Linked DNA regions of Homo sapiens: all the other regions are linked to region 2. Evidence: read pairs that join two places in POLR2A ChIA-PET (ENCODE). Cell type or tissue: PC-9. All regions are shown on one strand.

What was found. Peaks named below come from ENCODE experiments on the same cell type or tissue, not always from the same donor. Only the 100,000 strongest peaks of a DNase experiment are listed, where the experiment ranks them.
Region 1: POLR2A ChIA-PET joins it to region 2 with 6 read pairs; 1 of 35 experiments calls an interaction of 5 or more read pairs at or near these places.
Region 3: POLR2A ChIA-PET joins it to region 2 with 6 read pairs; 3 of 35 experiments call an interaction of 5 or more read pairs at or near these places.

The regions. Positions count from the first base shown.
Region 1 is chr14:103,398,291-103,406,290 of GRCh38, forward strand. MARK3 (microtubule affinity regulating kinase 3) reads left to right here. Exons shown (of 18, transcript NM_001128918.3): 2 at 6,786-6,977. Among named protein-coding and RNA genes, the nearest start is that of MARK3, 17 kb to the left of the region's middle. RefSeq lists an enhancer at 1,460-2,259 and silencers at 2,980-3,099, 4,621-4,720. In PC-9, no CTCF peak of the experiment used is centred here; DNase peaks (open chromatin) are centred at 51, 351, 661 and 4,601; H3K4me3 peaks cover 1,138 bases; H3K27ac peaks cover 6,170 bases.
Region 2 is chr14:103,594,448-103,602,447 of GRCh38, forward strand. No RefSeq gene overlaps it. Among named protein-coding and RNA genes, the nearest start is that of KLC1, 31 kb to the right of the region's middle. In PC-9, no CTCF peak of the experiment used is centred here; DNase peaks (open chromatin) are centred at 104 and 3,384; H3K4me3 peaks cover 404 bases; H3K27ac peaks cover 1,186 bases.
Region 3 is chr14:103,525,404-103,533,403 of GRCh38, forward strand. TRMT61A (tRNA methyltransferase 61A) reads left to right here and starts at 3,793. Exons shown (of 4, transcript NM_152307.3): 1 at 3,793-3,858; 2 at 4,547-4,906; 3 at 7,179-7,445. The coding sequence starts at 4,576. RefSeq lists silencers at 3,720-3,769, 3,780-3,949 and an enhancer at 7,465-7,964. In PC-9, no CTCF peak of the experiment used is centred here; DNase peaks (open chromatin) are centred at 2,935 and 3,658; H3K4me3 peaks cover 3,011 bases; H3K27ac peaks cover 1,094 bases.

The DNA.
Region 1 (8,000 bases), 200 kb before region 2:
AATAGTGCACCACAGTTTTTGTATTCCCGTTTCTCTGCCAACATTTCAGAGCTTTCTGCCTTTTCCCTATCTAACAGGCCTAAGGTGATACTACATTGTGGTTTTAACTTGTATTTCTCTCTGATTTTTAGAATCTCTTTATACATTCCTTGGCTTTGGGTGCATTCTTGTTTTTTGCGGGGGTTGGTGATTTTTATCAAATCAAGGACAGACATCCCATTCTAATCCTAGTTTGCTATAGGAATTTTGTGGGGGCTTTTTGGTAGAGACAGGGTCTTGCTATGTTTGCCCAGGCGGGTCTCAAACTTCCGGGTTTAAGCAAGCCTCTTGCCTCAGCCTCTGAAGGTGCTGGGATTACAAGCATGAGTCACCATGCCTGGCCAAGAGTTTTTAAATTATAAATTGTTCAATCTTATCAAATCCTTTTTCTATGTTGAATGAAATAATTGCCTAGCTGCTTTCAAAAGTGAAACGTGACTTTGTGAATATTTCTAAAGTACAAAATACTTGGAGGACAGCCATTTATTGTCACAACTTGGCTTTGTAGTTTGTTTTTGTTTTTGTTTTTTAACATTTGGAAACCATACCTATGTGTTAAGTAAGTGGCTTGTGATTTAAGGAATAGAATGCATGTAAGGGCACACTTCTTTTGTTTTACAGAAGGGATCAAGTTCTGTTCAGGAAGATTTGAAACATAGTGTAAAGTTGTTGCTGTTTTAAACTTGTAAACCTGATTCTTCTCATGTGGGAGGTACGTAAGTAGGCCTCTCAGATTTCAGGTTGGTTCTCTGCCTGGTAGATACAAGGGCAAAACTATTCTGGAACCATATTGATGTTAAAAAAATTTTTTACGGACTTCCTGCCGGCAAGGATTTTTTTAAAAGATTTTTTAAATGTGTCTAAGAAATGTTTTAATTTGTCTTCTGATTATACAGTGATTTACAATTCATGCTTCTTTTATATGTGGGCAAAATTAAGAACTAATATGTAAAACAAAATGGAGCACATTCCCATTTTTCTTATTGCTTTGAGTTGATATGGCCCCTATGTCAGTAGTGCTTTGGCTGAACGTCACAAAGACCTAACACAGTGCCCTAAACAAATAGGGGGTTTGTTTTTCTCCAAAAAGAAATTTGGGGTAGGGTGCGGTGGCTCACACCTGTAATCCCAGCACTTTGGGAGGCCAAGGCGGGTGGATCACGAGGTCAGGAGATCGAGACCACGGTGAAACCTCGTCTCTACTAAAAATACGAAAAAAATTAGCCGGGCACGGTGGCGGGTACCTGTAGTCCCAGCTACTCGGGAGGCTGAGGCCAGAGAATGGCGTGAACCCGGGAGGCGGAGCTTGCAGTGAATCGAGATGGCGCCACTGCACTCCAGCCTGGGGCAACAGAGTGAGACTCCATCTCAAAAAAAAAAAAAGAAAAAAAAAAAAAAGAAAGGAATTTGGAGGTATGCAGCGTCTAGCTTTGGATCAGCAGTTCAGTAATATTGGAGTTGGTGGTATTTTAAGGTAGTTTTGTCTTTTCTGTCATGTTTGAGACCCTGTAGCTACAGGATAATGTTTTACAGTTACAGCTACATGGTTGCATTCAAGGAAGGAGGAAGGAACTGTACTGGCAACTCTGTCCTTACCCCCCCACCCTCCTTTTTTTTTTTTGAGATGAAGTTTCTGTCACTCAGGCTGGAGTGCAGTGGCGGAATCTCAGCTCACTGCAACTGTCGCCTCCCTTGTTCAAGCGATTCTCATGCCTCAGTCTTCTGAGTAGCTGGGATTACAGGCATGTGCCACCATGCCTGGCTAATTTTTGTACTTTTAGTAGAGATGGGGTTTCACCATGTTGGCCAGGCAGGTCTCAAACTCCTGACCTCAGGTGATCTGCTAGCCTTGGCCTCCCAAAGTGCTGGGATTACAGGTGTGAGCCACAGTGCCCGGCCTCCCCTTTTATGATAAACAAAGGCATTACCAACCCCTACCCCCTACTACATTGCCACCTAGTAGACTTTAACTAATGAGAACTGGCCAGAACTAAGCCAGATGGCTATCTCTAGCTGCAGAGAAGTTTGGGAAAACAAGTATTTGGCCAATGTGGTCTCCCTAAACACGTGTTCAACTTCTTGAAGAAGGAAATCTCATGTCTTTGGCTGTATTCAGCATTTTTCAGTAGCAGTTACATATTCTAGTTTTCATGGTGGATGAAGTGGTACCAGCTTAGTTCCACAGGAGGGAGAAGAATCAGGACTCATTTAATCCATAAGAATTAAACTCAGCAGCTTTTGAGTACCCATTATGTGCATAGTCTGCCATGAAATATTATAAAGTAGTCCAGGTATGGTGGCTTACACCTGTAATATCAGCACTTTGGGAGAATAAGACAGGAGGATTGCTTGAGGCCAGAGTTTGAGATCAGCCTGGGCAACATAGTGAGATCCTATCTCTACAAAAAATTAAAACATCAGCCATGTGTGGTGTACGCACCTGTAGTACCAGCTACTAAGGAGGCTGAGGTGGGATGATCCCTTGAGTCCAGGAGTTCGAGGCTGCAGTGAGGTATGATCGATCACACTACTGTACTCCAGCCTGGGCAACAGAACGAGACCCTGTCTCAAAAAAAAAAAAAAAAAAAAGTTATCAAAGAATTATATAACATTTTGTGTGTGTGTGTGTGTGTGTGTGTGTGTGTGTGTGTGTATGCAGGTTGTTTATTGGCTCCTTAGGAAGAAAAAAATACGTGTATGAAATAATTGATTAACAGTACAAGAACTCATAATTATTTGTTTAAATGTTTAATGTTGGTACTGAGTGCTGTGGCATAGGAATAGGGAACTTTTTCTTAGGGTCGGTGATGGATTCTTGGGAAAATAAAATGAAGGGCAAATGGAAGCAAAAGACAATTTAATTTGCTTCTGTTTTAAGGGAACTTTTAAAAAGTTAATTCTTAAATTTTTTAATTTAAGGACTTCGTCAAGAAACATCGAATTAAATATATTGAGTTTAACCCTAACAAGCATCAGATCTTTCAGTCTGCTGTATGAGGAAATACAAGTTTCTTTCTGCTTTCTATTATGATTGTTGATTTGCATGAGCGTGTTTTAGGTTAGGCTGTGTTATGCTGTGGTAATACATACCACCAACATCCTCATGATTTAACACAATAAAAAACTTCTGCTCACACCAAGTCTGCTTGAGGGCTCATTGGCTCCGTGGAAACTGATCTCCATGTCCAGGCCAGTTTGGTCTTGTGGCCGTCCGTTTTAGGGCAGTGCTTAGGGTCAGGAGAGCAAAACACAGGGCTGGAGAGTTAAGCACAGGCAACTAAATGCTTCAGCATGGGAATGGCATTCATTTTCACTCACAGGATGTGTTCAGCTTAGTCACATGGCTGTCTATGCCTAACCTCAAGGGAAGGGAGTGCAGTCCTCCAGGAACTCAGATGTAAAAAAGCCAGTATGATGGATATAGTATTGTCTACAAAAAAAAGTAGCATAATAGAGTTAGATACAAGCAAAGTACTCTAGGATCCCAGTAAGGAGAAGTAAGAAATTCTGATGAGATGCAGGGAGAGCCTTAGAAGGGTTCATGAAGATGGTGACAGATGATACAAACTCAGTAGAATGAGCAGGTTTTTCTTAGATTTGAAGAGAAGAAAGGACATTCAAACTAAGGGAACAACACTGACTGAGTCAGAGCTAGACTCAAAGCTAGAGTCTACTGGCTGATGTCGTGGGAGAGGAAGAAGAGATGAGCGGGCCTTGAATTCGTTTAACATTCAGCAAAAATGTATTGCATGTCTACCATGTGTTAGGCACTGTTTCAGGTTTGGGGAATATCTGATAATGAACAAAACACAAAAAGCCTGTCCTTGTGAAGGTTACATGCTAGTGGAAGAAGCGCTAAGGAGTTAGTATTTTATTATAAGCACACTGGTGAGTAAGCAAAGATAGGAACATTGGATGCCTGTGAATCTTAAGATTTTCCTGGCCGAGCGCGGTGGCTCATGCCTGTAATCCCAGCACTTTGGGAGGCTGAGGTGGGTAGATCACTTAAGGTCAGGAGTTCGAGACTAGCCTGGCCAACATAGTGAAACCCTGTCTCTACTAAAAATACAAAAATTAGCCGGGTATGGTGGCGCGCACCTGAGTCCCAGCTACTCATGAGGCTGAGGCAGGAGAATTGCTTCAACCTGGGAGGCGGAGGTTGCAGTGAGCTGAGATTGCGCCACTGCACTCCAGCTGACAGAGTGAGACTCCATCTCAAAAAAAAAAAGGATTTTTCTAAGATTTCTATTTTACATTAAATAGAAGGCAGTTGGTTTGCATGAAAATTATTATTTCATCAATTTGACTGCCTCATTATAGAAAACACATATTGAAGTCAAATAAAACGTAGAGATGAATCTCTGAAGTTAAAATATGTTATTTGGGACGCAAGAATTGCAATTTGGGGCACACAGACCACAGGGTGGTCTTCAGTATGTATGAAGAACAAAGTAAAGGATGGAGGTTTTATAAAGAGAAGTGTTACATATTTTGAAAGACAGGTCATTGGCACTAGTAAAGTTTTGGGGAGGTGGCAAGCCCTGATTGGTGAGTGACAGTGGTGGGTAATACTGGTCTTAGAGTCAGCAACAAGTTGTTTCAGTAGCCATTAGATAAACTGGTTTCAGGTTACAATAGGCAGTTTCAGCAGCCAGGCTTACAGAGAATTATAATCTTGGAGCAATGTTACATCCCTCCCCCTCCCCTGGCCCCCCACCCCATCCCTGCCCCTCAGCTCTGATTTAGTTGAGTACGAATAGGATGACCCAATTAGTATGATCAGCTTTCACACATGAAGGTTGAATTTATGAAACATGTAAATTTGAAAATACATGTTTACATTGCAAAAAGCTTTTTTAACAAAAATTTTGGCCAGTAGTATAAATTCAGTGAATATGTTTTCATTGCACAGATAGTAAAACCACTTGATACATACCTCATGGGGATATGGACTGCTTTATGCGCTGCTTTTTACCACACCTTAAATAGTGCCTGGTTGTGTGTGTGTGTGTGTGTGTGTGTGTGTGTGTGTGTGTGTGTGTGTAACTCAGTAAATATTCAATGAATGAATGAAGAAATTCAGAAGATAAAAAAGAGAAATTTCCCTTATTTTTAACCTTCTGAACACTATAGTGGTTAGCATTTATATCATTTATTCAGCCATTCTAATATTTATTGAGTAGCAGTTTTGTACCAACTGCTGTTCTAAGATATAAGGAATAATAAATTCCTGTTACTGTTTTCATGAAACTTAAATTCTAGTGTAATTAAAATCATGTAGAAATAAACATAAACATGATCACCCAGCTTCTTTTAAAACTAGACTGCAGTTGATGTAATAATTTGCATTACAACAGCATGCATCTTGTGCACAACAAAATCTACCTGTTTTTGTATTAAAGCCTTAGTGTCAAAGCTTTATTATCATTTTAGTCTTTTATCAACTCCATATTTATAAATGGTCTATTTTCCCAAAGTTCTAATATGGAAATCAGAATCATTTTTGTTAGAGGAACAATGTTTACAAGTTGCCTAGATTTGCAGTGAGGTCATAAAAAGCCTGTTTAATCTAAAATAGACATTTGCAATAAAAACAGAAATTGTTGTTGAGATGCCATATTATGTGATAACTGAGTAAAACAGACAAGAGCCTATCCCCTAACCTGGTATGTGAATGTGAAAATATTAGAGAAATAATGAAGAAGTAGATGGAGACTAATGAGGAAATTCTGAAAAGGACATCTTTTGAGAAATTCAGAGGTAGATGGCGCAAGTTTTAAAGCTTACTTTCACTTTAAAACACCTGAGTTTCATTTCCTTTGATTTGAGTAAATTACAAAGCAGTTTATTAGTTAAATCAGGCTTGTTTTGATTTATAGGTATATAGAGAAAGACAGGACATTTTCCTGGACAGAAAGTTGGAAAAGAGAAACGTGTAAAGGGGGTGGAAAGTGGCTGTGAGTGCATGTGGAATGAGAAGCCTCCCTTGGGCAGGAGTTAACAGCCACAATGGGGAAAGGATTGGGACATCTAATCCTTTGAGTGTGTGTGGGGGCCAAGGGAGCAGTAGTAGCAGGATGCCTGCGCATACAGCCATGTACACAGTGTGTACACAGAAGTGTAATTCTTGGGCCTGAATATTTCATAGGGTAGAGACATATTGAGTACTTTATTAAGTAAGCATATTGAGTACTTTATTCATCTATACAACAAGGGTCGTCTATTAAGGGCCACACAGTCTAGCTGTTTCTGTAAAGCACATTGTTTTGAATTACTGTTAGCAGTGTAGTATAGAAGGAAATCGGGAATCCAGATTCTCTATGGATTTCCCCCTGAACAGTTATGTGGCTGTATCCTTATCTAGTGAATGGTGACATTAGCTTTTCCCCTGCTGCACGGGCTGTAGTGAGGCTCAGGTGTGCAGGTGCACTTACTAACATATGGAAAAGTTAAGCACTGTATAACCAGAAGGTAGCCCTTTTACTCCTATTTTATATGACAGCCACGTATGCAAAATATCTAATTTCTTCCTGAACACTCAATTGAACTTCAACACTTCGTATTTTTCGTCTCAGAATTTTTATTTTCCTCAAATTTATATTATGTGGTTAAATTCCTTTGAAGTGCTAGATACTTTAAGATTAAAATTAAAGTAGGAATGTTTTTTCTTCAATTAGAAGCTCTTAGAACTTGGCAAGTACTCTGTGTTCTCTCATTTCCTTATCTTTGTGTATGCTGTATTGCAGCACACGTCACATGGAGATGGGCGTCAAGAAGTTACCTCTCGTACCAGCCGCTCAGGAGCTCGGTGTAGAAACTCTATAGCCTCCTGTGCAGATGAACAACCTCACATCGGAAACTACAGACTGTTGAAAACAATCGGCAAGGGGAATTTTGCAAAAGTAAAATTGGCAAGACATATCCTTACAGGCAGAGAGGTAAATACCAGTTATGCTTATTTCTGTTATGACAGTTGCTCTGTTTATTTCCATGTAAGAGAAAGAAAAGAATATAGATATAGGCCTTATTTCTTTTTTTTAAGATGGAGTCTCGCTCTGTCACCCAGGCTGGAGTGCAGTGGCATGATCTCAGCTCACTGCAAACTCTGCCTCCCGGGTTCACACCATTCTCCTGCCTCAGCCTCCCGAGTAGCTGGCAGTACAGGTGCCCGCCACCACACCCAGCTAATTTTTTGTAGAGACAGGGTTTCACCGTGTTAGCCAGGATGGTCTCGATCTCCTGACCTTGTGATCCGCCCGTCTCGGCCTCCCAAAGTGCTGGGATTACAGGCGTGAGCCATAGCGCCTGTAATATATAGCTACTATGTATTACATGTATTACATGTCAAGTTCTAACCACATAATATAAATTTGTAATACATAGCTGGGATTACAGGCGCACACCACCACACCACGCTAATTTTTTTTTTTTTTTGTATTTTTGTATTTTTGTAGAGACGGGGTTTCACCATGTTGGTCAGGCTGGTCTCGAACTCCTGACCTCGTGATCCACCTGCCTTGGCCTCCCAAAGTGCTGGGATTACAGGCATGAGCCACCGTGCCCAACCTATTTTATTTTCAAGACAGGGCCTTGCCCTGTCACCCGAGCTGGAGTGCAGTGGCTCAATCATGGCTCACTATAGCCTCAACCTCCTGGGGTCAGGCAGTTCTCCCACCTCAGCCTCTCGAGTAGCTGAGACTACAGGCATGCACTGCCACACCCGGCTAATGTTTAAAAAATTTTTTTGTAGAGACAGGGTTCTCACCGTGTTGCCCAGGCTGGTCTTGAACTCCTGTGTTCAAGCAGTCCTCCTGCCTCAACCTCCCAGAGTGTTGGGATTACAGGCATGAGCCACCATGCCTCACTAATTAAGCTTTTTCTTTTTTGGGGGGTTAGGGGGGTGTCGGGGGTTGGGACGGAGTCTTGCCCTGTAGCCCAGGCCTGGAGTGAAGTGGCATGGT
Region 2 (8,000 bases):
GCCTAAGAGGACAAAGCTTGAGAGCTGTTTTCTGACAAGCCCTTTAGTCTGCTTCCAGCACGGGGAAGTGGCTGCTTCCAAGCCTTTGTGCCTCAGGCACACGCTGAGCCTTCCGCCCCCAGCAGAGGAGTGAGCCACAGAAGGCCCTTTGTTCTGTACATTTGCAAGGAGTATTTTAGACTTCTGATTAATGGAGAAACCACGCAACTCCTGGCAGATTGTATGACAGTTTTCTGTTTGCTGATTTTTTTTATTTTTATTTTTGCTACCAGCACTTTTTTTTTTTTTTTTTTTAAGAAAAACAGCAACAAGGCCGGGTGCGGTGGCTCACGCCTGTAATCCCAGCACTTTGGCGTGACCCCCGCACGAGGTCAGGAGTTTGAGACCAGCCTGGCCAGTGTGGTGAAACCCCGTCTCTACTAAAAATACAAAAATTAGCTGGGCCATGGTGGCGCATGCCTGTAACCCCATCTACTCAGGAGACTGAGGTAGGAGAATCGCTTGACCCCAGGAGGCAGAGGTTGCAGTGAGCCGAGATCGCACCACTGCACTCCTGCCTGGGCGTCAGAGTGAGCCTCCGTCTCAAAACACAATCAAACAAACAAACAAAAAACAGAAACAAAAATAGCTCTATTCTGCTGAGATTTTTAAAGTTAAAATTGTAACAGTGTGTCTGGTTAGGAAATCGGAGCAGCATAGGAAGGAGTAGATGACAAAGGAATAGGCTTCCTTTCTAAATCCATAATTAATTTTCCTGAAGGTGAGGCTGGAGGTTCCTGTTCTGAAAGCCCCCTTATTGGGAGGCAGCCAGTAGAGTTTGGGGTCTGGGTGCTGCTGGCATTTTCCTCCCCGTGGCCCACTGGGTTCGCCTTCCCAGAGTCTTATTAGATTCCCTCTCAGGCTCCCCCATGCTTGCATTATTTTTTTGCCTTTTAACATAGATCCCTTCTGAACGGTGTGCTACAGCGCCTTCATTCCTTTCCAGAGTATTTTCCTCTGTGATGCATGCTCTGCAGTGGATCAGCTTTTGTCGTGGATGGCTGAGCGTGAGGCTGAGCCACCCCTGCCTCCTGGTGGATGTGGGCCGCACCCCTCCAGCTGGTCCCACCTGCCGACCAGCTGTTCTGGTTGCTCCCTCATCTATAGGCTGCAAGCGTTTGAAGGGAGGAGATGTGGGGAATGGTTAAAATCTGTCAATGTTTATTCAGCCGAGAAATACTGAGCACCTGCTCTGCTGGGCACAAGGGCCCCGATGTTGGTAGTTCATTGTTGCTCCCCCTGCAAAGACTAGCAAGATTTAAAGTAAGAGAAAAAAGCCAGCCACATAATGTAGACCCCACCAGAATGTTTTACAGAATCAGCTGATCTGACTCATGTTTACATTCCCAGTTAATCATAGATTTCAATTATATTCTTTTTTTTTTTTTTGAGACCGAGTCTCGCTCTGTCCCCAGGCTGGAGTGCAGTGGCGCGATCTTGGCTCACTGCAACCTCCACCTGCTGGGTTCAAGCGATTCTTCTACCTCAGCCTCCCGAGTAGCTGGGACTACAGGTGCGCGCTACCACCACCAGCTAATTTTTGTGTTTTTAGTAGAGACAGTGTTTCACCATATGGGCCAGGCTGGTCTCAAACTCCTGACCTCATGATCCGCCTGCCTCGGCCTCCCAAAGTGCTGGGATTACAGGCTTGAGCCACCGTGCCCAGCCTATTCTTAACTTTCAATTGCAGAAGGCTCTCTACTCACAAGGTCCAGCAATTACATCTGAGTGCTCATTAATAAAAATGATTTCTTGCTATGTCACAATGAAAGCACTGTGAAATTAATAGCCAAGTTTTAAGACATGAAATTTCTTTTTTTTTGAGACAGGGTCTCACTCTGTCCCCCAAGCTGGAGTACAGTGGCGCACTCTCCGCTCACTGCAACCTCTGCCTCCCAGGTTCAAGCGATCCTCCTGCCTCAGCCTCCTGAGTAACTGGGAGTACAGGCACTGGCCACCACACCAAGCTAATTTTTATACTTTTGTAGAGACGGTTTCACTATGTTGGCCAGGCTGGTCTCGAATTCCTGGGCTTAAGCGATCTTCCCACCTCATCCTCTCAAAATGCTGGGATTACAGGCATGAGCCACTGCTCCCGGCCAAGACATGAAATTTCAAGTAGGGATGTACATACAATTACAGGAGCCCTTCAAGTCACCTGTCATACTCCGTACCTGGCCTCATCTATCTGGAGCCTCAGGTGTAGCCTAGAATGCCCTCACAACCACTCCCCACTGCACAAAGACACGGCTCCCCTATGAAACCGCAGTCTCCCCTGGCTGGACAGGTGCTCCTGCTCTGTGCCCCTCAGTGCTCTGGACAAGCCTCAGTGATTTACAGAACTCTGGCCAGGCAAGGTGGCTCACGCCTGTAATCCCAGCACTTTTAGGAGTCTGAGGCAGGTGGATCACCTGAGGTCAGGAGTTGGAGACCAGCCTGGCCAACATGGTGAAACCCCATCTCTACGAAAAATACAAAAATTAGCCAGGTGTGGTGGTGGGTACCTGTAATCCCAGCTACTTGGGTGGCTGAGGCAGGAGAATCATTTGAACCTGGGAGCCAGAGGTGGTAGTGATCTGAGATTGCGCCACTGCACTCCAGCCTGGGAAACAGAGAGAGACTCTGTCTCAAAAAAAAAAAAAAAAACAAAAAAGCCTGGCACAGTGGCTTATGCCTGTAATCCCAATACTTTGGGAGGCCACTGCAGGCAGATCACGAGGTCAAGAGATCAAGACCATCCTGGCCAACATGGTGAAACCCTGTCTCTACTAAAAATACAAAAATTAGCTGGGTGTGGTGGCACACATTTGTAGTCACAGCTACTCGGGAGGCTGAGGCAGAAGAATCGCTTGAATCCGGGAGGCGGAGTTTGCAGTGAACCTTGATCGAGCCACTGCACTCCAGCCTGGCGACGAGCAAGACTCCATCTCAAAAAAAAAAAAAAAAGAGTCTGGATGCAGTGGCTCACGCCCGTTATCCCAGCCCTTTGGGAGGCCAAGGTGGTTGGATCACCTGAGGGCGGGAGTTCGAGACTAGCCTGACCAACATGGAGAAACCCCATCTCTACTAAAAATACAAAAAATTAGCCGGGCGTGGCGGTGCATTCTTGTAATCCCAGCTACTCAGAGGCTGAGGTAGGAGAATTGTTTGAACCCGAGAGGCGGAGGTTGCGGTGAGCCAAGATCACGCCATTGCACTCTAGCCTGCGCAACAAGAGCAAAAGTCCATCTCAAGAAAAAAAAAAAAGAAAAGAAAAGAAAAATTCTAGATTTACAGAACCCACTCGGCCGTCCTGTCATTGGTAATGTGTCAGCCTCTCCACACACACCAGCATCTGCCTGGCGGGGGTGAGTCATACTCATCTCGGGTATCCAGGAGCCTCCCACTCAGAGCACTTGCTCCATGAATGAATGCAGAGGCTCATGAGAAGAGGAGTGTAGTGAGGATAGACTTGTGCTTGCCTGGCATTTCTGGGGCCCAGGCCTCCCCATTCTGTGCCCATGTGGCTCTAGAAAGGCCAAAGCCACCTCCTCTACAGAGCTGGGCACACTAGCCAGCATCGCTGGCCAAAGCTAGCCCAGGCCTTCCCAGAGCAATGAGGAAAAAAGACCCAGCACTTTCTTCCCAGGGGGTTCTGAAGTCAAGGGTGTGAGTCTGGTAGTGATCCTGCCCAAGGATGAAGTCAACTCTGCAGAGCAGTGCTGAGAAATGGAAAGAGGAAGATTCCAGACAGGAAGGGTGGAGTGCCTGGATCCAGCCATGCCTGGGGCCTCAGATCACCCTCCAACTTTGAGGTATTTGCTTGAAATTTGATTCAAGTTTCTTTACCTGCACCCCAGAAGCCTGACTGACCCAGATTACCTCAAATAGCACATGCCTAGAGTGGCCTCTGAGGTCTCAGTTCTTGGGGTGGGGGTAGTAAAGGGGGTGGTGTGATCCGAGTACATTTCAATCAACATCCAGTTGGCTCTGAGTCCTGGGGTCCACCTGAAACCAAGCCAGGCTGGCAGAGGCCATGAGCCCATCTCTGGGCCTGACCATCAGAGGCATCCCCAGTTGATTTCGAACAGCCTGAGATACCCTCTGGGAAGGGAGTGTGGGTGCCAGGAGTCTGTAATGAGATAATCATCACACAGTGAGAAGGAGAGGTCATCCCAGTAAGCACCTGGGGGGCTTGGGATGCTGGCACAGTGCAAGAGGCCTGTCCCTCGGGGATTCTTAGCGAATGAGCCTTGTCACTTGAAAATGAATGTGCCATTGTAAAGAACTCAGGCAGGGGCAGTGGTTCATGCCTGTAATCCCAGCACTTTGGGAGGCCGAGGCAAGCAGATACTTGAGGTCAGGAGTTCCAGACAATCCTGGCCAACATGGTGAAACCCCTTCTCTACTAAAACTACACAAAAATGGCCGGGTGCAGTGGCTCACGCCTGTAATCCCAGCACTTCGGGAGGTCGAGGCAGGTGGATCACCTGAGGTCAGGACTTCGAGACCATCCTGGCCAACATGGTGAAACCCCGTCTCTACCAATAATACAAAAAATTAGCTGGGCATGATGGCAGGCGCCTGTAATCCCAGCTACTCGGGAGGCTGAGGCAGGAGAATCACTGAAACCCGGGAGGCGGAGGTTGCGGTGAGCCGAGATCGTGCCGTTGCACTCCAGCCTGGGCGACGAGTGAAACTCCGTTTCAAAAAACAAAAAAATTAACTGGGTGTGGTGGCTCGTGCCCATAATCCCAGCTACTTGGGAGGCTGGGACGGGAGAATCTCTTGAACCCCGAGATGGTGGTTTCCATGAGCTGAGATCACGCCACTCCACTCCAGCCTGGGCGGCTGAGCGAGACTCCATCTCAAAGCAAAAACAAACAAACAAAAAATTAGCCAGACATGGTAGTGGACACCTGTGGTCCCAGCTCCTGGGGAGGCTGAGGCATGAGAATCACTTGAAACCAGGAGGCAGAGGTTGCAGTGAGCTGAGATCTCACCATTGCACTCCAGTCTGGGCGACAGAGCGATATCCTGTCTCAAAAAAAAAAACAAACAAACAAACAAAAAACTGATGCCACTACACACCTGTTAGAATGGCTGCTGACATACAAAACATTGACTGCTGGGTGAGGTGTCAAAGCTCCAGCATCAGAAAGTGGTCCACTCGAGGGTTGGTAAGAAAAATTTACTGGCGACAGTATAGGTTTGAAAAAGGAACGTTTGGCCTGATGTGGTGGTTCAGGCCCGTATGTAATTCCAACATTATGGGAGTCCGAGGCAGGCGGATCACTTGAGATCAGGAGTTCCAGACCAGCCTGGCCAACGTGGCAAAACTTTGTCTCTATTAAAAATACAAAAATTAGCTAGGCGTGGTGGTGGGCACCTGTAATCCCAGCTACTCGGGGGGCTGAGGCAGGAGAATCGCTTGAACCCAGTAGGTGGAGGTTGCAGTAAATGGAGATCACACCACTGCACTCCAGCCTGGGTGACAGCAAGAATCTGTCTCAAAAAAAAAAAAAAAAAAAAAAAAAAAAGAAAAGAAAAAGGAACGTTTTATTGGAAAGAAAGAACACTGAAGAAGAGGGCATCAAGGTGCCTCAGTAACAGAGGACCGAGTGAGCTTCGGTGGATTTTTCCTTAGGGGCATTTATGGACCTTAAGGTGGGAGCTTAAGGGTAATTTGAACCATATTAGCGATGTAGGTCATGATAAATAATTACATTTGTAGACATTTGGTGCCTTAATGTCAGCAAGGGTTGCACAGTGAGTTCTGACATGCATGCATTCTGGAGAGCTACAGAAATTGTAGTTACTTAGATATTTTGGGGAAAGGGCCGGGCACAGTGGCTCATGCCTATAATCCCAGCACTTTGGGAGGCCTAGGCAGGTGGATCACCTGAGGTCAGGAATTCGAGACCAGCCTGGCCAACATGATGAAACCCTATCTCTACTAAAAATACAAAAAATTAGCTGGGCATGGTGGTGAGTGCCTGTAATCCCAGCTACTCAGGAGGCTGAGGCAGGACAATCACTTGAACCCGGGAGATGGAGGTTGCAGTGAGTCGAGATTGTGCCATTGCACTCCAGCCTGACTCAAAAAAATTTAAAAAAAAATTTAAAAAGAAATTTTTGGGAAAGAAACCTAGGACCAGATCCCTGCTTTAGATAATAGGGAAGCCTAATTACTTTTGAATTCCTCAGATAAGAAGTTTTGTTTCTGGATGGCCTTCCTGATGATCACCACCAGGTGATCTTTGCTCTCCAAACAACACCAAATGCAGGTGAGGATGGAGCAACAGGAACGCTCGTTCATTGCTGGTGGGAACGCAAAATGGCACAGCCACTGTAGAAGAGTTTGGCAGTTTCTTACAAAATTAAACATACTCTTATCATGCATTCTAGCAATCATGCTCCTAGGTATTTATGCAAATGAATTGAAAACTTATTATTATTATTTTCTTGAGACGGAGTCTAGCTCTGTCGCCCAGGCTGGAGTGCAGTGGTGGAATCTCGGCTCACTGCAAGCTCCACCTCCCGGGTTCACACCATTCTCCTGCCTCAGCCTCCTGAGTAGCTGGGACTACAGGCGCCCGCCACCGCGCCCGGCTAATTTTTTTGTATTTTTAGTAGAGACGGGGTTTCACCGTGTTAGCCAGGATGGTCTCAATCTCCTGACCTCGTGATCTGCACATCTCCGCCTCCCAAAGTGCTGGGGTTACAGGCGTGAGCCACTGTGCCCAGCCAAACTGAAAACTTATATCCACACAAAACCCTGTACCCGGATGTTTATTGCAGCCTAATTCATAATTGCCAACATTTAGAAGCTATCAAGACAGCCTTCAGTTGGTGGTACATCCAGATAATGGAATATTATTCAATACTAAAAGGAAACAAGACATGGAGTAATTTTTTTTGAAACAGGGTCTCACTCTGTTGCCCAGGTTGGATGCAGTGGTGCCATCTCGGCTCACTGCAACCTCTGGCTCCCGGGTTCAAGCAATTCTCCTGCCTCAGCCTCCTGAGTAGCTGAGTCTACAGGCGCATGCCACCATGCCCTGCTAATTTTTTGTATTTTTAGTAGAGACATGGTTTCACCATGCTGGCCAGGCTGGTCTAAAACCCCTGACCTCAGGATCCGCCCGCCTCAGCCTCCCAAAGTGCTGGGATTACAGGCGTGAGCCACCACACCCGGCCAGGGGAATCTTAAATGCATATTACTAAGTGAAATATGCATTTAGCCAATCTGAAAAGGCTACATACTGTACAATTCCAACTGTATAACATTGTGGAAAAGGCAAAACTATGAAGACAGTAAAAAAATGAGTGGTTGCCAGGGGTTAGGAGGGAGCGGGATGAACAGGCAGAGCACAGAGACTTTTTAGGGCAATGAAAATATTCTGGCCAGGTGCAGTGGCTCACCCATGTAATCCCAGCACTTTGGGAGGCCGAGGCGGGCAGATCACCTGAGGTCAGGAGTTCGAGACCAGCCTGGCCAACATGACAAAACCCCATCTCTACTAATAATACAAAAATTAGCCGGGCGTGGTGGTGCACACCTGTAGACCCGCTACTAGGGAGGCTGAGGCAGGAGAACTGCTTGAACCCAGGAGGGGGAGGTTGCAGTGAGCGAGATTGTACCACTGCACTCCAGCCTGGGCAACAAGAGCGAAACTCCATCTCAAAAAAGAAAAACAATTGCCTGGCATGATGGCATGTGCCTGTAGTCCCAGCTACTTGGGAGGTTGAGGTGGGAGAATCAGTTGAGCCCAGGGAGATTGAGGCTGCAGTGAGCCAAAATCATGTCACTGCACTCCAGCCTGGGAAACAGAGTAAGACCCTGTCTCACAAAATAAATAAAAGTGGCCGGGCATGGTGGCTCATGCCTGTAATCCCAGCACTTTGGGAGGCCGAGGTGGGTGCATCACCTGAGGTCAGCAGTTCAAGACCAGCCTGGCCAACATGGTGAAACCTTGTCT
Region 3 (8,000 bases), 69 kb before region 2:
AGCAGGAGATAGATGCTTTCCTCCTATCTCAACTGCAAAGAGGCCTTCCTCTTTCACTAATCCTCCTCAGCACAGACCCTTTACGGGTGTTGGGCTGGGGGATGGTCAGGTTTTTCCCTTGTCACGAGGCCATATCTCAGGCTGTCTCAGTCGGGGGAAACCTTGGACAACACCCAGGCTTTCTTGGGCAGAGGTCCCTGCGGCCTTCCGCAGTGCATCGTGTCCCTGGGTACTCAAGACTGGAGAATGGCGATGGCTTTCACCAAGCACACTGCCTGCAAACACATTTTAACACAGCACGTCCTGCACAGCCCTAAACCCATTAAACCTTGAGTCAACACAGCACATGTTTCTGCGAGCACAGGGTTGGGGCTAGGGTTACAGATTAACAGCATCTCAAGGCAGAAGAATTTTTCTTAGTACAGAACAAAATGGAGTTTCTTATGTCCACTTCTTTCTACATAGACACAGTAGCAGTCTGATCTCTTTCTTTCCCCTACACTTTCCCTCCACAGGCAAGGTCAGAACTGCAGATATGAGATCCAGAGGGCAGGGCTGCCTATGGCAAGCAGTGAGCCTGGCACTGGGGCGGCTCCGGCCTGGCGCCGCTGGTAACCCTCAGCTTTCTGAGGTGGGTGTTTTTGTCCCCAGTGTGCAGACAGAAGATCATTTTATTTTTGTTTTTATTCTGTTGAGACAGGGATCTTGCTGTGTTGGCCAGGCTGGTCTCAACGTGCAGATAGATCAGAAGTTGGGTGACAGAGGTGTCCAGTCATGGGCCCAGCAATCCTTCCACCCTCCCAGAGCGCCGGCCCTGTGCGAGCCTGCCTGGGGCAAAATGACAGTGTACGGGGGCCAGGCAGCTGTGACGGGGACAGCAGCAGCAGATAACAGTGGGGAGGTGGCCCTCAAGGCCTTCAGACCTAAATGTCAGGGTGAGACCCCCCAGGCAGGGGCTGATTGGGAGCCTTAGTGTCCCCCAGAGCAGGTGCACAAGGAGAGGGGCTTGGAAGGTGCCAGCCTCCCCTCCAGCTGACCTCCCCTGTCCACAGCCCCTGCTCTCCCTGGGGCCCACAGGGGCTGCTTTGGCAGCATCCAGGCAGGAGGCTGCATGACGTTACCAGGCCAGTGTTTGGTCCAGGTTCCTCAGAAATCACACCTGGTTACACGTGAACCACTGGGCCTGGAGGGGGCTTCAAAGGAGGCCCAGGTCTTTTATCCACAGAACATGACCCGGCTCAGCAGGTCAGGCACAGGGCAGACTCCAGGCAGGGCACTGGACTCTATCCTTGTAGTCTGCTCCTCTGCAGAGTGCAGCCAGAGGCAGCATTGCTTCCTCCCAGTGCCCTGCCCCTGAGTTCTGCAGAGCCCGAAGAGGAAGCGGGCTGAGGTCAGGAGAGGGACAGGGGCTGACTGGGGATCACAGAGCACAGTGGGGTAGGAGGCTGTGCTGCTTAGAGGGGAGGGACTGCAGTCACGTGGTCCCTGCCAGGGATTTGGGCACAGCAGCCTCCCCAGTGGGCATCCTTCCTGCCTGTTCCCACCTTTCTTCAAATCAGCCATTGGTTCTCTGAAGCCGGTTTACTGGCTTTAATTCTTAATTAAGAGATAGGGTCTTGCTATGTTGTCCAGGCAGAACTCCAACTCCTGGCCTCAAGCAGTCCTCCCTCTTCAGCCTCCTCAGTGCTGAGCTTTGGGGGTTTATTGGCTTTAAATCCTAATCCCACTTTGACCTCACTGGCTGTGACTTCAGGCAAGTTATTTAACATCTCTGAGTTTCAGTTTCCCCATCTGTAAAGTGTTCCCTCCCTCCTAGGATCCTGGGGAGAAGTCAATGAGATGGCACAGCTGGGCATATACAGCATCAGCTCTTGTTAGGGGAGCCCCAATACAAACTCTGCACAGGGAATCATCAGCTGAGGTAGGGGGGATTGGTTCTGCTTGAGGACTCAGGCTGGGGACTGGGGCAGGCTCAGATGGAGCAGGTGGGCAGGGCTGAGGAGGCTGCCTGGAGGAAGGGGCACTGGAGGAGTTGACCAGCCAGTAATAGACAGAGAGGCAAGAGGGAAGTCGGAACCAAGGGAAACCACCGCCGAGTCACCAAGTCCTACCTTAGGCCCTTATAGGCACCCGGCCCTGACTCCACACCAACCACAGCTGAGAGGCTGGGGAAGAGAAACCCAAGAGAAGTGGAAAGTCAGAATCCCCCAGGGGAGAAATTAGGGGGTGACTCAGGCGGGTGCATCATCAAGGGAGAGAAGCATCCGCTGGAACACAGGTTCGGGAGCTGTGGAGGGGGCTGTTTCAACGTTGAGAGCAGAAGGCAGGGAGGCTGTAAGGCAGAAGTAGAGGCAGCTGGTGGCCAGCGTGGTGGCCCCACAGGGACAGGAGCCCACAGAGAGTGGGAGGCCATGGAAGGCCTCTCACCAGCTTACTCCTGGGGGCTCTCAGCCGCAGCTAGGGCAGGGACACAGAGGGGCTGAGGTTGGACCCCTAGGTTTCCATGATGGACCCTGAGAAGCCAATGCAAGGGCCACAAACAGCCTGGCCTGGCCTGCCCCAGAGGCGAGAGAGTTGAGAGTGCTCTACAGGCTGCCAGGGCTCCAGAGGGGAGCTCGCTCTGCAGGAGCCTGGCCACCTCATCTTACCAGGCTGGAGTGGCTGAGTGACTGGGGAGGGTGCCCTAGGGTCATTGCTAACTGGCTTGGGTTCGGGCGCAGGCTAAACCCTAGGCTGGGTAGGGGGGTCTCTGTTCCTCTCCAAGCTCTGGTCCTGAGAGCTAAGAGCTGGAGGAAGAAAATCCGTGTCCCCTGCCCCCGCTCCCCTGCACACACACTCCACAGAGGAGCCAGCTGGGAATGGTGTTGCTGAGACAGAACGCCACTCCCGCTTCCCTGTTCTGCCCATCCTCCAGCAGCACCTCCTCCAGTCTCCTGCCCAGGCTGCTCACCAGACCCAAAAGTGGGCCCAAGTCATCCAGTTCTCATTATGCCTTGGTTCGCAGGAGGGGACACAGGACCCCTACTCCCTCCTAGAAGCAGCTCTGCACTCAGGACAACGTGCCCCCGTCGGGGGAGGCAGGGCCTGGGCGGAAGGCCACTTCTGCAGACTTTTCCAGGCCCCCATCTGCTGCACAGAGCTCTGGCTGACCCTAGCCCAAGCCTTTTAGAACCGCCCCTTGACCTGCGATTCCTTTTCTGGAATTCATTTTAGGGCCCAGTCAGGGGTGTTCCCAGAGCAGTCTGCAATAACAAAATGTCTATGGCGAAGTGTCCTCATAGAGGACTGGGCAGTGAGCCACGGGCCAGCCCTCTGGTGAACCCCCAGGGGCCGTCAAAGGGGTCCGGGACAGCAGTGACAGCCAGGCCTTGGCTCCTGCCGCCCTTCAAATGTGCCTGGGTGCGACGGCAACCCGCGGCCGGCGGGGCGGGGGGACCTTTTGTTTGTTTGTTATTATTTGTAGAGATGGTGGGGGTCTCACTACGTTTCCCGGGCTGGTCTCGAACTCTTCAGCTCAGAAGAACCTCCCGCCTCGGCCTCCCAAAGCGCGGGATCACAGGCGAGAGCCACCGCGCCGGCCGGCCGCCATATGGATTTTGTCCAGTCTTTCGATCTTCCAGCGACCAGCAAATGTAAACAGAGCAGCTCACATGAGGGAAGAAGTCGCCCAGGAAACGTCCTCTGGGAGGGGCGGGAAGGGCAGCCTGGCGCTCCCAGGATCCCGTGCGCGGAGGGGGGGAGGGGGAGGCGGAGGCGGGGCGCGACGTCATCAGCGGGCGCGGAGCCGGAAGTGTTGTGGCCGCCGCCGCCGCGCGTCGCGGAGGCACGTGTGGAGCCCCGGCAGCAGGAGCGTCGCAGGTGAGACTCCGCGGGGTACAGGGTGGCAGGGCGCGGGTGAGGGTGACCCGGGCCGGGCACGGCGCGCAGGGCCTGTCCCTCCAGCCTCGCATGGGCGGCCCCCGCCGGCCCGGCCTGGCCCCTTGTTGCCTCTGCATCGGCTGGGCGGTGTTTGCGTGGACGGCCAGCTCCGCGTCCCCAGCCCCTTACTGGGGAGCCCTGAATCCTCTGTCATACCCTGCCACCTAGCCCCCGTGGGGGAGACTGGGGTGAGGAATCAAGCCTGGCTTGGAGGTGACCTCATTGACCATTTGCCTCTCCCCCGCCGGTGGACACCTCGCAAAGGCGCTTCCTCATCTCACATCTTGGGAATGGGAGTCAAGCTCCTGGAGAAGGGTGATGGGAGGGTCGGGTCCTCACTCCGGGAATCCTTGGGACCGAACTCCGCCATTGCCAAGCCTCAGTCTTTTCATCTCTGATTTAGGCTCATAGTCCCTGTCTCTTGTCCTAGACCAAGAAAGGCTTCAGAGGCCAGGCCAGAGTGCAGCGCTATTGGGCTCCCTGTCAGGCAGTGGCAGAGACTGAGGCTGAGCTAGCCACACCCCGCCCATGCCCACTGCTGGGATGTAGGCCTCGAAGCCTTCTACCTAGACCCTAGGCCCTCATCCTGCCTCCTGACTTGCTCATGCCTACACACACCCCTCCCCAGGTCCTTGGCCCTTGCCAGACATTAGCACCATGAGCTTCGTGGCATACGAGGAGCTGATCAAGGAGGGTGACACGGCCATCCTGTCACTGGGCCATGGTGCAATGGTGGCGGTGCGTGTGCAGCGTGGGGCACAGACCCAGACCCGGCATGGTGTCCTGCGGCACTCAGTTGACCTTATCGGCCGCCCCTTCGGCTCCAAGGTGACGTGCGGCCGAGGTGGCTGGGTGTATGTGCTGCACCCCACGCCCGAGCTCTGGACGCTGAACCTGCCGCACCGCACGCAGATCCTCTACTCCACAGACATCGCCCTCATCACCATGATGTTGGAGCTTCGGCCCGGCTCTGTGGTCTGTGAGTCTGGTGAGTTCCTCAGGCTGCCTCAGTTTAACGCAGAAATTGACACAAAGGTGGAGGTCAGAGCCTCCAGCCTGCCCTTCCTACAGACACATGTGGCTCCTCAGTTTCTATTTTCACATCTTTCCGGGATGCTGACAGCAGGGAGTGAAGGTGGAGGCAGAGAAGCCCGTTAGGAGGCTGGTGCTGTAACTGGAGTGAGAGGTGGTGGGAAATGGACCAGGAGGAGCTGGGGAGGACTGGTGCTCTAGTGAGGGTCCTGCTTGCCTTGGTGGGGCGTGGCCAGCTTGATGCTTGGCGCTGTCCTAGGTACTGACCGTCAACCTCTAGTCCTCCGTGCTGATGGTGAAGCAGAGAGAGTTGCCCCTTCTGGAAAGAGGCCAGGGCTACCCCGAGGAGCTCACTGTAGGTGGGGAGCCTTCCCCATCCTCATCCATGATCAGATCCTCACCTGCTACCAATGAATGTGAGCACCATTGTTGAGTCCAGGGCCTGGGCTGTGGGAACCCCTGCACATATACAGGTGCTGGGGCCGCCCAGTGTGGCGATTGAAGCCAAGATTGGCCCCAGGCGCTGATGCATCTAGGTTGTTGGTGGCGTGTTCCTCCCGGGCAGGAGAGCTAGGGTCCAGGTTCACGAAGAGTGCCTAGCACTGCCATGCTGGCTTTCTGAGGGCTGCAGGTCACCATGTCCCTCCCTGGGGTGTCTGGGTGGGAGGGGTGGAGAGCAGGACTTAGCCAACTCCATCAGCTGCTGCTCCTGTGCATCCTGTGGTGGGTGCTGGCCTCTCCGCCCCTGCCCCACTCTCGCGAGAGAGCTCAATCAAGCAGCACCTTCTCCTGGCCTCCTCAGATATGCCAGGTCCCCTCCTAGGAACCGTGAACTAGAGAGACCAGGTTCCTGCCCTCGAGGAGGGGGACACAGCCTAGGTGAGCATCTCAGTGCCGCTGGTTGCTGTGAAGCCTGTGAGACAGGGCTGCGTGTCTGAGGGGTACCCAGAGTGGGGACTCTCCAGCTAGGCCAGGCAGGGAAGACCTCTCTGAGGAGGGGACATTTGAGTTGAAAATGATGAGGAGGGACCTACGAAGAGCCAAGGGACAGCTCTGCACCAAGGAGGAGCCGTGCCGAGGCCCTGCAGTTGGAGCATGCTGCCGAGTCAGGCTCAGTGGGGGAGGCAGAGGGGCTGGGAGTGAGGTTGGAGGGGAAGCGAGCTCCACCCCGGAGGCTAACAAGTCTGACTTGCCCCTTAGTGGGAAGGGGGCATGGCCAGGCTTTGCAGAGGGGCGAGGCAGCAGGCTGGGGGCACCCAGGGGAGGGGCTGGACAGGTGGGGAGAGGGGCTGGCCCCTGAAAGGAATGTGGGAGGTGGCAGGACGTGGGACGGGATAGAGGGAGTGGAGGCACCTCCATGGGTCTGGCCCAAGCACTTGCGATGCTCAGCGCTATTTGGGTTCCAGGCATGGGTGGCAAGTGTGCAGTGGCTGCTCTAGCAGGAGTCTCCAGTGGAGGGGCCTGGGGATGGGAGTGGCATCAGGTAGATGGCCCCTGAAGCTGGAGTGGGAGGAGGGATGCAAGCCTTGACCCTCTCCATAAGACAGGAAGTCAAGCAGAGGGGCCATCTTGAGGGAAGCTGGGGAGGGAAGCTGGGGGCAGGTGCGCTGGGGAGGACTGGGGCCGTGTGGCTGGTGGCCAGGCCCTGCGTCCTGAGTCCAACCAGGCCAGGGCAGAGCCCCAGCCCCTGTGTGGTGGGGGCAGGTTTGGGCAGGCTTGGTGGGGGTGGGCTGTCTCAAGGGGACCAAGGAGCTTCTGGGGAGAGGTGGGCATGAGGACCGGCAGGGTGGGCCACTGTTGACGGGGATTGAGGAAGTGATGGGCCATGCATGGAATAAGACAGGGCTGAGTGATGGGATGGCCTCCCTGTCCCCCTTGCACAGATTTCCCCGGAGGCTCCAGGCAGCTGGGCTGCTCTCATTCCCTATACCTGCGCTAGGCAGGATAGGGCAGGGTTGCCACTGGCCTCGCCTGTGCCCACAACAGACAGCACGGCATACACAGCCTGTCAACCCCAGCTCACCCCTAGACAGGGTGCCCAACCCAGGGCTAGCCTGGGGCTTTAGGCAGCCAGGACCATACAGCCCTGGAATGACGCCCACCTGTAGCTTGGGGTCCTCCCAAGCCCTGTGTGGGTCTCCAGGGTGAGGTGGGGGTTGTTTCCTGGGAGGCTGTGGGTCCCGAGCAGTCCCAACTGATGCCTTGCCCATCCCTTCTTGTCCTGCCAGGCACCGGCAGTGGCTCTGTGTCCCACGCCATCATCCGCACCATTGCACCCACGGGTCACCTGCACACGGTGGAGTTCCACCAGCAGCGGGCAGAGAAGGCCCGGGAGGAGTTCCAGGAGCACCGTGTGGGCCGCTGGGTGACTGTGCGCACCCAGGACGTGTGCCGCAGTGGCTTTGGCGTGAGCCACGTGGCCGACGCCGTCTTCCTGGACATCCCATCACCCTGGGAGGCCGTGGGCCACGCCTGGGACGCCCTCAAGGTCGAAGGTGCATCCGGGGTTCCGGGAGAGGTACAGCCTGGGTGGGGGTGGGGCAAGGGTGCAGGACTGAGCTCCTGGGATCTCAGAGGGGTCCAGAGACCAAGCCACACCATGGCAGTGGCCAGGCCAGGGCCCCACTTTGGCCTGAGGTGAGGAGTGGGTCAGGCTGGCCAGGGGAGGCAGAGCTGGGGAGGATGGTCCCTGGCTGGGCCCTGCTCCTGGTCTCTGGCCTCTCCCAACCCCCTGATGGAGGAAGGTGGCAGCGCCACCCAAGTGCAGGGCAGGCCCGGCCGGAGGAGTCTGGAGTCCCCTCCCTGCTGTTTCCCAAAACCTCTCCTCCCCCAGGCTCTGGAGCCCAGGGAGCTGGCCCCTTTTAGGGAAGATGCTGGGTGCGGAGGCGGGGCAGCCCTGGGGAAGGTCGGGCCTCAAGCCAGGGAGGTGGCTGGGAGGCCCAGGGTTTTTCCCTTTTCTGGAGAAGGAGCAGCTCAGGCAGCAGGGGCCCCTTCCTTCTTCCCAGCTGAGAGTTGTATTCTGAGAGGGTTGAAGGGTGGAGGTGCTGGGC